Linked DNA regions of Homo sapiens: all the other regions are linked to region 3. Evidence: chromatin loops called from intact Hi-C (ENCODE). Cell type or tissue: PC-3. All regions are shown on one strand.

The links. Hi-C counts contacts between places; a loop is a spot of excess contacts. Peaks named below come from ENCODE experiments on the same cell type or tissue, not always from the same donor. Only the 100,000 strongest peaks of a DNase experiment are listed, where the experiment ranks them.
Region 1: a loop joins it to region 3, with 4 times the contacts of the local background. A loop is called at or near these places in 16 of 110 quality-filtered maps.
Region 2: it touches region 3 in a loop (12-fold over the local background); 5 of 110 quality-filtered maps call a loop at or near these places.

The regions. Positions count from the first base shown.
Region 1 is chr11:94,844,577-94,847,076 of GRCh38, reverse strand. The region is part of intron 6 of AMOTL1 (angiomotin like 1); the gene reads right to left. Among named protein-coding and RNA genes, the nearest start is that of AMOTL1, 77 kb to the right of the region's middle. In PC-3, no CTCF peak of the experiment used is centred here; a DNase peak (open chromatin) is centred at 1,276; H3K27ac peaks cover 346 bases.
Region 2 is chr11:94,967,544-94,970,043 of GRCh38, reverse strand. It overlaps CWC15 (CWC15 spliceosome associated protein), which reads left to right. Exons shown (of 7, transcript NM_016403.4): 5 at 1-55. Among named protein-coding and RNA genes, the nearest start is that of CWC15, 4.8 kb to the left of the region's middle. In PC-3, CTCF peaks have their summits at 1,283 and 1,484 (motif pointing right); no DNase peak of the experiment used is centred here.
Region 3 is chr11:94,787,551-94,790,050 of GRCh38, reverse strand. The region is part of intron 1 of AMOTL1 (angiomotin like 1); the gene reads right to left. Among named protein-coding and RNA genes, the nearest start is that of AMOTL1, 20 kb to the right of the region's middle. RefSeq lists enhancers at 194-694, 695-1,195. In PC-3, no CTCF peak of the experiment used is centred here; a DNase peak (open chromatin) is centred at 1,430; H3K4me3 peaks cover 1,023 bases; H3K27ac peaks cover 2,500 bases.

The DNA.
Region 1 (2,500 bases), 57 kb before region 3:
TTAGACTTCAAGCTCCAGCAGTACCATTTAGTATCACTCACACTGGTTCAGAACTGCTTGTCCACTGATAGGAAGTAGTGTTGTCAATTATAAAGTTTTAAAAACAATGCTCATGATAATAGTAGTAACAATATCTTCCCATGTTTGTTGAATAAGTATTGTGTTCCAGGAATGGTTACTTATAGTAGTCTCTTTATTCTAAGTTTACTGTATGAGGTAGGCACCATAATTCTTATTTTCCAGCTGAGGAAAATGCCACTAAAAAAAAGGGTAAGTAACTTGCCCACAGAGGTGATGATCATCAATGGCAGAAATAGAAGTTGCATTTATATCTAATGTGTGTTCCCAAACACAGCCCTGTACTGCCCCTCCTCTCCAAGCACACATAGGGATAGAAGAGCCCCATTATAACACAGTTTACTATTGCACAGATTTAAGTTATGTCACAGGTCATATATCTCTGAAAACATAGCAATTACATTCACATGTGTATCCATTTACAAATATTAACTAATGAAGCATCTACTACTCAGAGGCATCAGAGTACTGCCTGGGTTCACACCCAGCTCTTCCACTTATGGTTCTGTGACTGAGGTAGTAAACAAACCTCTCTGTGCTTCAGCTTCTCTGCCTTTAAAAGTAAGCATCACAATAGTACCTATTTCAAAAGGCATATAGTAAGTTCCCGATGAATGTCAACTTCGATAACACTGGTTATTATTGTTGTTACAGGAAGCATGATAAATTCTAGGGCTATGAGGTGAGTAGGATGTAGCATTCTGCACTTGATCTGGTGGGAAAAGACGTAAGGACATGGGCAAAGGCAATGTGACAAGGTGCTCTAACAGATGCATGCACAGGGTGCTATGAGAACACAGGAAGGACAGCTAATTCAGGGCAGGGAGTGAGGAAGATGGGGTATCAAGGCAGTGAGCCTACAAGGTGGGCTAGCTATGCTCCCCAACTCTTGGAGACATGGGGACCATGAAGTGTATCAGACTCACTCAAAGAAGTCATCCTTCGGGAGATAACAAGGGAGAGTCCCATGGTGAAACCACCTCATAAGAAGGCCCTTCAGTTTATTAGCTAAGCCTCTTAGGATGGATCTCAAGAAAGACAAGTCTCGTGATGAATTTTTGGTAGGGCTCCAATATATATACTGAGAATTCCTAGAACAGGCAAGTTGACACAAGGGAATTCTTGCCCAGAATGGTCTGTTTACTCAGTGGATATGAACTACCCTGAACTGTGTGGCGCAGGGAGCTGTTTAGCTTGATGGCTCTGGTCCCATTTACATAGAAGGATGTCTGCTCATACACTGTTTACTCTTGAAACCACAGTGATGGCACAGGCTGTGTGGCCAGGCCGACCTGGTTTGACTTTGGCACCTTCACATAGCAGCTCACCTTGGACACATGACTTTACCTCTCTGAGACTCCATCTCCTCAAATGAAGCTCACAAGATCTATTTTGCAGAACTGCGGGTGAGGATTAAAATAAGTACCCATAAAATGCCTACCACAGGACTTGGCACATAGTACTATACTTGATAAATAACAACAAGAGCTAACATATATTCCTGGGGACTTACCATGTCCCAGCTACTGTTCCAAGAGCTTTACAACATATAATCCTCACATAAGCCCCATTTGACGAATAGAAAACTGAAGCAAAACAAGCTATGACACTTGTACAATGTCGAATGGTGGTCCCATTTGTGTCTCCACCCGTACGTTAGTCTCCCTTGCTTGAGGAAAGAACACAAGTGGTAGAAAGTAGAAATAGGCCTAATAATTCAAAGATGTCCCCTTTCTGTCTTACCCTTCTCCTTTGTCAGTTCTGGGTAAGGTTCCAAGTGGACACCCTGCTGAAACTGTTTCTGTGATTACTATCTGAGCACTAAGCCTAACTGCCAGCTGATCCATGGGACAGACGACCCTGTTCTACCATCTTAGCCACTTCAGTTAAGAAACATTGAGGGTGGATGTGTGTATAAGGTCAGGGCTCTATGTGCTGTGCTACAGCTTCATATTCAGTGCTCCCACTTATGGCTGGGGCTTCTGAGGACAGCAAACCTGTAAGCCAGCACTTCCTACATAGGAATTAATTTCTAGGGCTTTCTGATATAACGGATTTTTGAGAAGTTTTTCCCTACCCCATGTAGCTGGAGAGATAGAGGAGTCCAGCTACTGCCTGCTTGATCAAGTAGTGTCTAAGTCACTGGAGTGCTTGGTAGGTAAAACATAGGTGTTTGCTATGGTTTGAATATGGTTCCCCAAATTTCATGTGTTAGAAACTTAATCCTCATTGTAACAGTATTAAGAGGTGGGGCCTTTAAGAGGTGATTAGGCCATGAGGGTTCAGCCCTCATGAATGAATTAATGCTGTTACTGTAGGAGTAGGTTGGTTATTGTGGGAATAGGCTACTGATTTAAAAAATGAGTTCTGCTTGATTCTGTCTCATGGGATCACTTCTGCCTTCTGCCCTTTGGCCATGCAA
Region 2 (2,500 bases), 180 kb before region 3:
TCTTGCAGAACTGGAAAAAATTAAAAAAGAAAGAGCTGAAGAGCAGGCCAGGAAGGTAAAACCAAAGTATTAAATATTTACATCTATCTTCTCACATACACTAAGGTAGAAATTTTTTTGAATATAAGTAATATCTTCTTATATTAGAAATCTCCTTTACCGTGTCTAAATATTATAGCACTTGTAGATCTATAAATGATTATTTTTATGACATCCTAGGTATCCTGGTTATGTAAGAAATTCTTTCCAAATAGTTCAGATGCACTGAGTAATATTCACAGGCTTGCTAGTCATTTACTTGTTTATTCATTTGTTCAACATTTAGTCGATATCTGTTAATTGACAGGAGAATCAAAGATGATCAAGATATAGTTGTGGTCTACAAAGATTATCTCTCTGCTTGTCTACTGCCTAGGTACTATTAAGGCAATCAGTCAGTAGATATTATATAACCTAGGTCAAGCTACCTAACTTCTCTGAGCCCCCACAGTCTCTCTGTTTACACAATATGAGGAAAAAATATAAAACTCAAAGATAGTTAAAATTCTGAATAAATTACCCAGAGTGATAATAAGAGGTGAAACTGAGGAGGCAAGTGCAAGTCAGAGCATTAGAGGTTTGCAAAACAATACTGAAGGAGTCTAGATTTTTTCTAAAGGACATGAAGAGCTGGTTGATTTCAGCAGGAGATTGATAAAACTGGATACGCATTTTAGAAAGATTACTCTGGCAAAATATGGAGGATGGATTGGAAAAAAACTGAGTTAGGAGGCTGTTCCAGTAATCCTCCCAATTAAGAGACTCTTAGCTTGTATGATAGGAGTTGGAATTGAGGTAAGTAATTAGATGCTGATAAAGCTGATTATCAAGGAGGTCAAAGTGGGAAGGGGAGCAGGAAAAAATAAAAAAGGAGGTTGAGTTGACAGATAGTGACTGATTGATTGTAGCAGCAGAGAGGACCCTCACTTTCTAGGTAAATGTTGGTGCCATCAATACAGGGAATGCAAAAGAATTGCCATATTTAGGCAGAGAGAAGAGGTAGTTGATGAGTTCTGTTTTGAACATGTTAAATTTGACACATTGTGAGACATTCAGGTAGGGTTGTCTGCCCCTGTTTTCAACCAGAGCAGCACAGCTTTTTCATAGATTTCTGTGTAAAATTTTATTTGAGGCAAGAATTGTTCTGTTTTTAAAAAAGAAAGTAAGAAAATATACTGCATGGTCAATACCAGGAATCTAGGGAAGTAGACTTCATGTGAATCAGGAGGGCCAGGGAAGAATTCAGAAAACAGGTAGAATTTGGGATAGACTTTGAAGACTTAGAATTCAGATTGGAAGAAGAAAAGCATTTCAAAATACAATTCTCATCAAAGTTTTGTATAAGAGAGCATAATTCCTGTAATAGCTTATAGTTTTTACATCTAGTTTTTAAAAGTCAAAGAATTATAAAAACATTCCCAGTCCCACTTGCATACCACTAGAGGGCAATTGTTCCAAATTTTTTTAGCTTGCCTAATAGTTCTGGACACATAGAGATGAGCAATTTAAATGCTTTTGGTTGACCTTGAGGGAGGATAAACATTTTAGACAGAAGGCCTTGCAGTTTTGTGAGTTTCATCTAATATCTGTATTAAAATGTGTTGATATTTCTTGCGGTTGAATGATAGTTTCTTTTATCCCTGTTTCCCTTTCTATTGGCTGGTTTTTGCCATGTTCCAAATTTAAGATTTTCAAACCATTTAGCCCTTGTCAGGGGTCAGCACCCTTTCTGTAAAGGGCCAGGTAGTAAATATTTTAGGCTGGCTGGTCATGGAGCCTCTATCACACCTACTCACCTCCACTGTTATAACATAAAAACACCCACAGAGTACATAAGTGAACAAGTGTGGCAATGTTTCAATAAAATATTTACAAAAACAGTTAGTTAGGATTTGACCTACATGCCATCTGATGACTAGCCTATATTATGAAACATAGTATGCCTGCTGTTTGAATATAGAAAGAGTTTATGCCTTTTTTCCTAGTGCTCTGTGTGGCAATCATTCAGTAACCCCAAAGGAAATAATATTCCAAACATAAAATGTCCATAACCTTTATATGTCATACACATTATAAGTTTGGATATATGGTATACTTAAGCTCCTATTTTTCTAGTATTTCAGAGAAATATCTTTTCCCTTTAAGCATCGGTATAATTTGTTACAAATAAATATATAGCTTTTAGAAAGCCACCTGTTCTGTGATGTATAGTTCCTGATTTAAGTTCTGACCAGTGACATAAAGGAATTTTCCTATTTCCTTACAAGTTAGATCTTTTCACCTCCCATTTTGATTTTTATTTTTCTTCATAAAAATGAAATTCATTGTTTACATTTGAATATTGAAATGAAGTATCAGTAACCTGTATGAAAAATTAGATTATTAAAATAATAACTTTTTTTAAATGACTTCCACACCATCTGTTTTTCCTTGATCTATTAAGTCATCAATTTCTGTTATC
Region 3 (2,500 bases):
ACTCTCCCCTATGCAGCAAATACTAGTGCTTTCAACTCTACAGGCCAGCGACCCATTCCTCAAAGAGACCACTAACTGCAGAACAACTCCCAGGTGTTATGTCACCAACGGGCAAAGCTTTCTGCCAGCTACATGTAATCCAAAACCTCCTAATGATTTAAAAACAATTTCACTGTCTAGATTACAATAACCTCCTATAACTTTATAACAGAGATTTTAACCACAGCAACAAACAATTCTGTGGCTTCTATCTTACCTTTCAAAGAGCTAAGGAATTTGCTGAGTGTGCCAGCAGCCTCAAAGTTAAATGTAAGCCATCAAGCCTTCTGATTCCGGCAGAACTCGAGGTTTTTCTAGGGAGCCGAATACTCCGCTCAAGGAGAAGGATACCCTGGAAACAATGTTTTCAAAAGGGCTGGAGAACCTATGACCAGTACCTGAAAAATAAGGGCCAGCCTGTTTAGGAGTCCTCATGTGAAACCAAGCCAGCTCATCTGGATTAGCTGATTCACAATCTTAAGGGCAGCACTGACAGGCAGCAGTGCCTCCTCCAAACACCTGCATGCAACACATGTTTTTAAAAAGGAAACAGTGCCGGGCACGGTGGCTCAAGCCTGTAATCCCAGCACTTCGGGAGGCCGAGGAGGGTGGATTACTTGAGGTCAGGAGTTCGAGACCAGCCTGGCCAACATGGTGAAACCCTGTCTCTACTAAAAATACAAAAATTAGCCAGGCATGGTGGCGGGCACCTGTAGTCTCAGCTACTCGGGAGGCTGAGGCAGGAGAATCACTTGAACCCAGGAGGCAAAGGTTGCAGTGAGCCAAGACTGCGCCACTGCACTCCAGCCTGGGTGACAGAGCTAGACTCTGTCTCAAAAAATAAAAATACAGAAATAAATAAAAAGGAAACAGTAAGCTCCACCACTAAACTAAAAGCACTCCCTGGAATATGCTTTCTCACTCTCTTTTCCCCCAAGCAACCATTACCTGAAACCCGAGGTTTGGAGTTGGGGGTTGAGGGGTGGGGTTTACAAGATTCCCAACCCCTACATGGCAGGTCTTTTGAATGGGCATCAAACTTGAATTCTAAACCCTGGACCAATCCATATGTTCCAGAAAACAAGTGAAATCAAGACCCCGACACCTATTTAACTTAGACTCTCTCTGAAAGTGGAATGTGTGTTGAATAACTTCAAACTTGTCTGAAGTTTAACTTTGTAATGCTTACTTAAAAATCTTTGAGATATTATCAATATAAACCAAAATGCAGAGCACATGCTTAACCTTTAAAGTAACAATTGAGTCCAAGAGATCACTGTGAGTGGAGCTATAAATAGCAAGAAATGAGTAAGACTGTCCTTGGCCCTTAGGATTTTACGATTTGGTTCCAGAGACCAACGTGCACACAACTACCCATTTTTATTGCAAAGTATGTTAAAGGAACATACTGCTTTGGAGTTCCATGAGTAATCATTACTACCTGTTGACTGACGGAAGGGACATAGAGCTTCAGTGACAAGGAGAAAGAGATATGTGGGCTGAAATTGAACCGGAGGGAAAATGAGGAGGATGTTAATCCACTGTGGGGTGTGGAGAAGGTGGTAGTGAGGGAAGATCGGCCCAACATGGGAAAAACAAAAGCATAGGACTGGGTTATGAAAGTGTTGTCTCTTTAAGGAATAGAGAGTTCAGCGTAGCTTAGTTATGGGTAAGGAGAAGGGGGTTAAAAGCATGAGTACATTATTTTCCTAACATGTTAGAGCTGGAAAATAAATTAGAGATTAGGTAGTTCAACTTCCAACTATTACCTACCATGTTCCCTTCCTGATAGTCACCTAAGTAAATCCTTTCAATGTTAGGGAACACTGAACTCACTGTCTAAGTCTAGGGGCAGGTTCTATCTACCTTCCATTACAGAAGCCAACCCTGTTCCAGCAGTTAGAACGACCTAGGCTCAGTCAACTGGATGTGCACTGAATCTTGAGGAAATGATGCAAGGACAAAAAGGTGTTGATAAACTACCTGCGATAGCACTATCCCCTGGAGTCCAGGAGCAGCAGCAGTCTCTATGGTGACCTCACCCTAACAAGACAAGTAGCGTATCTCTGGCTGGGTTCCCAGTGGCTATCTGCCTAGATTCCTGCCCATTTTCTGAGCCTTCCAATTAATTTGTGAGCTGCCCGATATATTTCCAATAAATTTCTCTTTTGCTTAAGTTACCCAACGTCACTTTGTGCTTCTTACAATCAAGAATCTCTGATAGACTTATTTTTTTAAGCAATTGTTCTGATTCTCATTCTAGTACAGCATTTTGTTTTGTATCTTTTTTTTTTTTTTTTTTTTTTTTTTTTTTTTTTTTTTTTGAGACGGAGTTTCGCTCTGTCGCCCAGGCTGGAGTGCAGTGGCGCGATCTCGACTCACTGCAAGCTCCGCCTCCCGGGTTCACGCCATTCTCCTGCCTCAGCCTCCCGTGTAGCTGGGACTACAGGCGCGCGCCACC